Linked DNA regions of Homo sapiens: region 2 is linked to region 1. A link is a contact called in ENCODE Hi-C or POLR2A ChIA-PET data. All regions are on one chromosome and are shown on one strand. Each heading gives the region's core, a stretch centred on a gene start or an enhancer-like site at or near the end of the contact. The rest is flanking DNA. Distances are from core to core; before and after follow the strand shown.

What was found. A loop is a pair of places that touch in the nucleus more often than their neighbours do. ChIA-PET counts read pairs that join two places held with the same protein, here RNA polymerase II (POLR2A). Pooled maps may share reads with other maps.
Region 2: a loop to region 1 is called in a pooled map, with 3 times the contacts of the local background. The contact joins the enhancer-like site here to the promoter of MCAT in region 1. A Hi-C loop is called at or near these places in 4 of 50 pooled maps. POLR2A ChIA-PET finds 5 or more read pairs at or near these places in 3 of 52 experiments (GM12878, WTC11 and naive thymus-derived CD4-positive, alpha-beta T cell).

The regions. Positions count from the first base shown.
Region 1 is chr22:43,140,039-43,144,647 of GRCh38, forward strand. MCAT (malonyl-CoA-acyl carrier protein transacylase) reads right to left here and starts at 3,360. Exons shown (of 4, transcript NM_173467.5): 1 at 2,888-3,360; 2 at 1,124-1,211. The coding sequence starts at 3,310. RefSeq lists a silencer at 3,115-3,384.
Region 2 is chr22:43,375,880-43,380,660 of GRCh38, forward strand. All of the region lies in intron 3 of LOC105373053 (a long non-coding RNA gene), which reads right to left. Among named protein-coding and RNA genes, the nearest start is that of LINC01639, 22 kb to the right of the region's middle. Within about 2 kb of position 2,252, at least 6 of the 41 ENCODE cell types and tissues checked have a DNase peak (open chromatin) inside an H3K27ac peak, as active enhancers do; they include GM12878, where a contact is called at or near this core.

The DNA of each region.
Region 1 (4,609 bases), core at 2,110-4,609:
TAATTCAGTGGTATTTGGGGTATTCATAATGTTGTACAACCACCAACTCTCTCTAGTTTCAAACACTCCATGTCCACTATGTAGGCACTCTCCATTTCTCCCTCTCCAGTCCCAATAACCTCTCGTGTTTCTATACTAGATTCTTTTTTGTTTGTTTTGGACAGGGTCTTGCTCTGTCACCCATGCCGCAGTGCAGTGGCACAATCGTGGCTCACTGCAGCCTCAGACTCAGGGGCTCAAGTGATCTTCCCTCAGCCTCCTGAGTAGCTGGAATTACAGATGCATGCCACTAAGTGCAGCTAATTTTGTGTATGTGTGTGTGTGTGACAGGGTGTCACTCTGTCACCCAGGCTGGAATGCAGTGGCACGATCACAGCTCACTGCAGCTTTGACCTCCTGGGTTCAGGTAATCCTCCCACCTCATCCTCCCAAGTACTCGAGCTGGGACTACAGGCGCACACCAACATGCCTGGCTAATTTTTGTATTTTCGGTAGAGATGGGGTTTTCACCATGTTGCCCAGGGTGGTCTAAAACTCCTGGGCTCAAACATCTATCTGCCTCTGCCTCCCAAAGTGCTGGCATTACAGGTGTGAATCACTGCACCCAACGTAATTTTTGTTTTTTGTTGGGGGCAGAGATGAAGGTCTCACTATGTGGCCCAAGATGGTCTGGAACTCCTGGCCTCAAGTGGTCCTCCTGCCTTGGCCTCCCAAAGCACTGGGATTACAGACGTAAGCCATGGTTCCTGGCCAGCAAAAATCTTAAGAAGTAAAACTGATATGGCTCCAGATCCAATATTTATTTACTCTTTAATTCAACGAATATCTACTGAACACATACTCTCGTGTTGCAGGTGCTGCAGGTATGAGTGCACAGGATAGCGGGTTAGACAGTTCAGCAAGCAGATTTCATGAGATTACAAAAATAAGGGAAATCCCTAATGAATCCTTCAGTCTTGAAAAGGAATCACAGCAAAGCCCTGTCCTCATGTGCCAATGTCACCCCTGTCCATGTGCTCCCTTCCCATCACCTGAGTGGGTCCAGTATCATTTTTGGCAGTGTCCCTTACCCCTAATGAGCCCAAGACCACAGCCTTGCATAAAACCAAACTCCTTCCTGTACCTTCAGCAAATTCCATGGCTCCGGCAAACACTAGGGCTGCAAACTCTCCCACACTGAATCCAGCAGCAGCAACACAGTTCTCAATCACCTGTGGGGACAGATGCAGAACGTGAGCCCTCACTCTCCTGGGGATCCCAGTTCCAGGGCTCTGTACCTGAGAGCTGGCGGGGTGTTCAGCATCTCAGTGAGCCAGGTTCTACGAACTTGGTGCACCAGCTGGAAGAGGACACACAAAAGTGACCTTGACAATCATTGAGTCCTGCCCCTTTATTTAGGAGGAGCTTTCCTGGTTAGTTACAGTCCATCAACTCCGTCCATGGTCACACTGACGCCAACCCAGGGCTCTGGATTCCCTTGCCATGGCCCTGCAGCAGGCTCTCAGGCCATATCGTTGTGCACAAGTTAAGAGCATGACTTTTTTTTTTTTGAGGCGGAGTTTTGCTCTTGTTGCCCAGGCTGGAGTGCAATGGCGTGATCTCGGCTCACTGCAACGTCCGCCTCCCGGGTTCAAGCAATTCTCCTGCCTCAGCCTCCCGAGTTGCTGGGATTACAGGTGTCCACCACCACACTTGGCTAATTTTTGTATTTTTAGTAGAGACGGGGTTTCACCATGTTGGCCAGGCTGGTTTTGAACTCCTGACCTCGTGATGCACCCACCTCAGCCTCCTGAAGTGCTGGATTATAGGCATTATAGGCGTGAGCCACCTCGCCCGGCCAAGAGCATTTTTATCTCATCTGTGAAATGAGGGAAGAACAGGGCCTACCCCAAAGGGCGGATGAGAGAATTATGTGAATATAATGTCTATACAGTGCTTAGCACAGACCCAGACTAGGGTAAGCAGTGAATGAATATTATGATGACGATTCAACAGGACCACTTAACTAATTCTTTTAATATCCCTGAGTCTGCATTCCTCAACCATCAAATAACAGTATTAACCTCACAAGGTGGTGTGAAGGTGAAATAGGGTAAAGGATCTCAAGTGCTAGCTTAACATTTACCGTCTTATTAAATATTAATAGCAATCAATCCACCACCTTCAAGTGAAGTGACATTCTCAACTCATCTCAATGTTCCTTCATTTAGGCCAGTGCAGTGGCTCATACCTGTAATCCTAGCACTTTGGGAGGCCGAGGTGGGTGAACCTGGGAGGATTTAAGTAAAGAATAAAAAAATTAGCCGGGCGTGGTGGTGTGCACCTGTGATCCCAGCTACTGCGGAGGCTGAGGCAGGAGAACTGCTTGAACCTGGGAGGCAGAGGTTGCAGTGAGCCAAGACTGCGCCATTGCACTCCAGCCTGGGTGACAGAGCAAGACTCTGTCTCAAAAAACAAAACAAAACGGGCCGGGCACGGTGGCTCATGCCTGTAATCCCAGCACTTTGGGAGGCCGAGGCGGGCAGATCACGAGGTCAGGAGATCAAGACCATCCTGACTAACACGATGAAACCCCGTCTCTACTAAAAATACAAAAAATTAGCCGGGCATGGTGGCGGGCGCCTGTAGTCCCAGCTACTTGGGAGGCTGAGGCAGGAGAATGGCGTGAACTCGGGAGGCGGAGCCGAGATCGCGCCACTGCACTCTAGCCTGGGCGACAGAGCGAGACTCCGTCTCAAAAAAAAAAACAAAAACAAACAAAAAAAAAAACTCGATCGAATGAGTAAGACGTGGGAGCCCCCGGAATGGCAGGCGGAAGCCTCTGGCAGGGCCAAGAGCTCAGGCAGAGCTCACCTTCCCCCTCCTGTCACGGGGCCTCGGGCCTCACCGAGGGCTGCAGGTGATGTAGTTTCTCGACAGCGGCCAGCGATGCCACGAAGATCGCGGGCTGACAGTGCACGGTGCGGTCCAGGGTCTCCTGCGGCCCGTGCAGGCTCAGTTCCAGCAGGTCGTAGCCCAGCACGCGGCGGGCGGCGGCGTAGAGTTCGCGGACGCGCGGGTAGTTGAGCAGACCGCGGCCCATGCCCACCACCTGGCTGCCCTGGCCCGGGAAGAGCAGCACGGAGCACTGGCCCGGCATTCGCCGCTCCGTCGCCGCCCAGGGCGCCTCCTCCTCCGCCCCGGTCGCATCTCGCAGCAGCTCCGCTACACCCTGGGCGCCCGGCGGAGGCACCGGGAAGCTCGAGGCGCCGCGGCGGTAGCTGGCGCCCAAGCCCCTGACCCACGCTACCCGTGCGACCCGGACGCTCATGGTCGGACACCTGCCCGCGCGCGTTACCGTGGCGACCGAGGCCCGACTGCGGCGGCGCGGCGCAGCGTGGTCCCTGACGCATTTCCTGCCGGGGCTTCCGGGGCACCGGGAGCGGGAAGAAAGGTTCCGCAGACGCTGGTTCCGCCCCGGCTCTGAGGCCCTTCGGGCTGCGTTCTGGGGTCCTGGAGGGACTCATGCGTTTACTTAAACAGCCATAGCCGTTGAACGGAACACGATGCCACACCACAGTGGGTCCTCAACAGATATTTATGGAATAAATAACGCAACGCAATGTAGTATTTACGCTTTCTACCTGGCACATGAAGAGCACTTGAAACTCTTCCACATTGATGGTTTTTGTTGTTGTCGTTGTTGTTGTTTGTTGTTGTTTTTTGAGACGGAGTCTTGCTCTGTCGCCCAGGCTGGAGTGCAGTGGCGTGTTCTTTGCTCACTGCAACCGCCGCCTCCCAGGTTCAAGCGATTCTCCTGCTTCAGCTTCCCGAGTAGCTGGGATTAACAGGCGCCCGCCACCATGCCTGACTAATTTTTGTATTTTTAGTAGGGACGGGTTCACCATGTTGGCCACGCTGGTGTCGAACTCCTGACCTCAGGTGATCCACCCGCCTCGGCCTCCCAAAGTGCTGGGATTACAGGCGTGAGCCACCGCGCCCGGCCAGCAACCACATTTCTTGCATATGATCCTCCCAACCACAGGAGTTGGCATGGCCGACCATCCGTTGCCAGTTCCCAACTATACAACAGCTCTCTTTTATAATGTTTTCTTACAAACCACACAGTGCTTGGCACATAATAAGCATCCAATAGATCTTTATGCTATTGAACAAAGCCTTGAATGTGTTTCAGATATTAGCTTATTTAATTCCTCACAGCAACGCTGTGATGGATAGCTGCTCAGAGATTGAGTGACAGGTGGTTAGTGACAGAATGGAGGTTGGAAATTGGGGTTATCTAATGTTAACCTAAAAGCAACTCAAGAGACACAGGCTCGGCCAGGCGCAGTGGCTCATGCCTGTAATCCCAGTACTTTGGGAGGCTGAGGCAGATGGATCACTTGAGGTCAGGAGTTCAAGACCAGCCTGGCCAACATGGAGAAACCCCGTCTCTACTAAAAATACAAAAATTAGCTGGGCGTGGTGGTGGGCGCTTATAGTTCCAGCTACTCGGGAGGCTGAGGCAGGAGAATCCCCTAAGCCCGGGCAGCAGAGGTTGCAGTGAGCCGAGATCCCACCACTGCACTCCAGCCTGGGTGACAGAGCAAGACTCCGTTTCAAAAAAAAA
Region 2 (4,781 bases), core at 1,002-3,501, 230 kb after region 1:
GAGCCACCGTGCTGGGCCTGGAAGCCCTTATGTATTTTAACTTTTAATGTCTGTCTGGCCCATTAGTCAGTGAGTGTCCTCAGGACAAGGAACGGTTCCAAATCCTGTCCAAGTCCCCTGAGTCAGCAGAGGACCCAGCCTCAATCAATCCTAGTTTGATGTTTTAGAAGACAAAACCAGGGTTGACCTTCCCCCAAGAGATCCAAGTTCAGACCCCAGTTCTGCTATTGGCTTACTGGAATTGGACAAATCATTTTATTTCTCTGCCTCAATTTCTTCATCTGCAAAATGGGTGTCTCCAGATTTCCTCACAAAGTTGACATGAAACAGTGCTAAGAAGATGTGCGTGGGAGCACTGAATGAGCATTAGACCCGTTTAGAACTGTTGGTGGTTAATAGTAATACTAAAAGAATGACTGCAATGTTAGTAACGGTAGAAAGAATACAGGACTGGAGGTCAGGAGAGCAAGGCTATAATCCTGTGTCTGCCACTGACTGTTTTTTAAAAATCATGTTATTTTTTATTTTTTTGAGACAGGATCTCACTCTGTTGTCCAGGCTGGAGTGCAATGGCACAATCGCAGCTCACTGCAATCTTGACCTCCTGGGCTCAAGCAATCCTCCTACCTCAGCCTCCGGAGTAGCTGGGACTACAGGTGCACACCATCAGGCCCTGATAATTTTTGTATTTTTTGTAGAGACGGGGTTTTGCCATGTTACCCAGGGTGGTCTTGAACCCCTGGGCTCCAGCGATCCTCACACCTCAGCCTCCCAAATTTCTGGGATTACAGGCATGAGCCAGTGCTCCTGGCCTAAAATTACTTTAATCATGTCTCTCTCTCTCTCTCTCAGATTCAATTTCTTCTACTCCTCCTCCTTTATCATCATCAACCTCATCATTATCATTATCATCTACTAAGCATCAGTACAACAATACAAACGCGGCATTTGTCATCGTGAGCACTTAGTAAGCACTAGCACTCTCTAAGCACTGTGATTATGTGTGATTGCCTATATAATTTTATCTGATTGCTGTGTTGACCTCACAAGGTGGGTTTTCTAGCATCAGTTTTACAGTTCAGCAACTGAAGGCTCAGGTCAAATGCATTGCCCAGGAGCACCCGGCTAAGAGGTGAAGAAGGCGTCAACCGCAGTGTGGTGAGGTTCACAAGCTTGTCTGTCACCTCCAAGCTTCGCTGTCCCCAGGGGCCTCTGGGACCTGCTGAGCTGCAATGCTTTGTGGTTCTTCTGATGCCTTCAGAAGGGGTATGTGAGACCACACGTTCAGGGGCTGGGGGGCTGCCTCCCGTTATAACTCATGAGAGTTCCTTTCTGACCCTCATTTTAAGTTCGTTTTACATCACGAGTGTTTTAAGGTTTTTGGTGTGTGTTTTTTTTTTTTTTTTTTTTTTTTTTTTTTGTAGAGTTAAAACACACTTTCCCAAGGTTGGCGGCTCAAATGTAGACTTTTAGACACTGTTTGGCTTGGCACAGCTTCCAAACGTCTCCCAGCCACTGTTGCTCTATATTTCTTTTTGCCAGGACATAGATCAGAAATAACTCAGCTGTGAAAAAAAATTATAAGCTTGCCGGCAGCCCGTGAAGGAGATGAATTGCTGGAGGGCTATTTTTCCCCCTTGAGTCAGAAGTGTGAAGGTAGGTGGGAGAAGGAGCAAGGTTTTGAAAGACCCATGTATATTTAGGGACCGGGATTGCTTCCATTTTAAGAAAGATGAGGGTTGAAGCATGCACGCTCCATCAGACAGTCCAGCGCTTTCCCTGCCAGGCTCTTGACGCCCGTCGGTTGGGCCTTCTGGTTAGGGCTGCTAAGATCCACAGGCCCAGCTTTGGTTGGTGTGATTCCAACTGGCAAGAAGCATTTTCATTTTGTGGCACGAAAACTTTTTTTTTGCAGGTCAGTTTTGAAGCTTTCTGTGACCATATCCTGGTTGAAATGCATTCCCCGGTACAGAGGGGAAGCTGTGATTAACAACGGGTGACGTGCAAATATGCTGCACGCATATAACAGCCATCACTCCATTATTCAACTTTCTCCATACATTTCTCCAGAGTCTTCATTGTTTCATGTCCACATCAAGGTTGAGAGCCCCTAACTTTCCCTTCCTCCTGGCCCTTGAAAAGCCCATGTAAGAGGACACACTGCAACAACAGCAACAGCAACCCACAGATACATCTGTGAATATGCTCTTGTGTGTGTTAAAAGAAAAGCATGGGCTCACGGCCAAGGCACACTCTGGAAAGTTCTCAGAGAGAGAGAGAGAGAGCTTCTGTTTCTGGCACTCTGCCAGATTCGATACCTTTAATCACTCCCCTGATTATAACCAAAATGCTGGATAAAATATTGTTTTAATCTTTGTTTTTTTTTTTACACATTGCTGAGTTAGCATGAAAGCAAGAAAGTTACGGATCTCCAACATGAAGCAAAGGTAGACGCCTTGGAGACTTGGAGCCTGTGTTTCCATAGCTGTGTGAGGTGCAAGGGACAGGAGATAAAGTCTGGGCTTCCCCCAAGGGGGGCTGTAATAGGAGACCTCTTCAAAGCCTGAGTCCAAAAGGTCTATGTCTAGAGTGTCAGAAAGAATGAAAAGCAAATCTCACCCCGCAGAGGAGAACAGAAAGGAAGCCTGCCTGCCCTGACCTTGACATTGGGTTGAGAGAAACATATCTCCACTGAGAATCTGTAACCACAAGCTGGCCCTCACGTGATTTTCAGTTTGAATTCCTGCTACTTGTGTGGTTTAAAAAAACTCAAGTTGAAAATTGAAACTGGCCCCTGCTTGATAGTACCCGCAGTCAGCTTGCAGAAGCAAACCTTAAACCTTCCTCGAGGAATTCAGCTACAATCTCAGCCTTATAGAAATGTCCACAAAGTCCCCAAGAAAATGAGCAGCTCCCAGTGAAAATTAATAAACTTCACAAGGAAGATAAGAGAACCAGCAGAAACAAGAGACAGTACAAGTGGAACCTTAGAGCTTTCAGATTTGAAATGATCACAGGCAGAATATACACTTAAAATAACTAGTTTTATGTTTTCAAACAATTAAAATTGAAGTTCAGGGAATAAGAGAGCATAAGGAACAACCAGGGCTGAGCGCGGTGGCTCACGCCCGTAACCCCAACACTTTGGGAGGCTGAGGTGGGTGGATCACTTGAGGTCAGGAGTTTGAGACCAGCCTGGTCAACATGGTAAAACTCTGTCTCTACTAAAAATACAAAAATTAGCTGGGTGTGAAGGCATGTGCCTGTAATCCCAGCTACTTGGGAGGCTGAGGCAGGAGAATGGCTTGAACCCGGGAGGCAGAGGTTGCAGTGAGCCGAGATCGTGCCATTTGCACTCCAGCCTGGGAGACAGAGGAAGACTCCATCTAAAAAAAAAAAAAAAAAAAAAAAAAAAAAAGGAACAACCAGATTTGAAAAAGAATCAAATAAAATGTACAGAAGTGAAAAATGTAGCATTTGAAATTTGAAATGAGCAGAGCGAGCAGCAGATTACACACAGCCAAAGAGAGGTTTAATAAGCTAGTAGAACCAAAGGAATTATCCAGAAAAATTAAGTGGCAGGGCCTAATGTACGTGTATTTAGAGTTCTAGAAGGAGCTAACAGAATAGGAGAACGGGCAATACACGAAGAGGTAATGGCTGATACTTTTGTGAAATTATACATAACAAATCTCAGATCCAGGAAGCCCAGTGAATCCCAAGCAAGATAAATAAAAAGAAATTCACATTTACATACATCCCAAGAAAACTATGGAACATCAGAGAAAAAGAGATGTTGAAAGCATCTGGCTAGGCGCCGTGGCTCACACCTGTAATCCCAGCACTTTGGGAGGCCGAGGTGGGCAGATCACCTGAGGTCAGGAGTCCAAGGCCATCCTGGCCAACATGGTGAAACACTGTCTCTACTAAAAATACAAAAATTAGCCTGGCATGGCGGTGGGCACTTATAATCCCAGCTACTGGGAAGACTGAGGCAGGAGAATCACTTGAACTCATGTGGCGGAGGTTGCAGTGAGCCGAGATCACCCCATTGCACTCCAGCCTGGGCAACAAGAGTGAAACTACGCCTCAAAAACAAACAAACAAACAAAAGCCCCCCAAAACAAAACAAGACAAGCAAACAAACAAAAAAACTCTAAAGGATCATTTACAGCTGATGTATCACTATCCTCAATGGAAACCAGGAGACAGTGGAATTATATCTTTCATGTGCTGGAAAAAAAACAACGGTCAACTTAGAACTCTTTACTATCCTACTGAACTGAGGGTGAAATGAAGACATATTCAGACAAAAAGAAATGGTGAGATTTTACCTCCAAAAGATCTTCACTAAGGACACATTTAAATGTAATGTAGTTCAGACAGAATCAAAATTATTCCAGAGAAAAGGCAAGGCATACAAGAAGGAACAATGGGCACATATGTTGGAAACATTTGATGGAAAACTAAACAACAACGGAGTATAGGACTCCACGATAATAATGCCTAACTTATGGTAGGAAAAATGGGCTAGTATTAAAATACTGGACAATACCATATAATATGGGACGGATGCTCAAAATTCAAGTTGTGAATGTCTTTCCATTATTTGGGGAGAAGGCAAATATATTAAGTTTAGACTTTGTTAAGTGCTCAGTGTTAAGATAGCTAGAGTAAGCACTAAAAACTAGTCATAGAGCTGATAACTTCTAAATAATTAGAAAGAAAAAATAGGATAAGAAAAAGAAGATAAAAATCTCAAATGATACAAAGGAAGATTA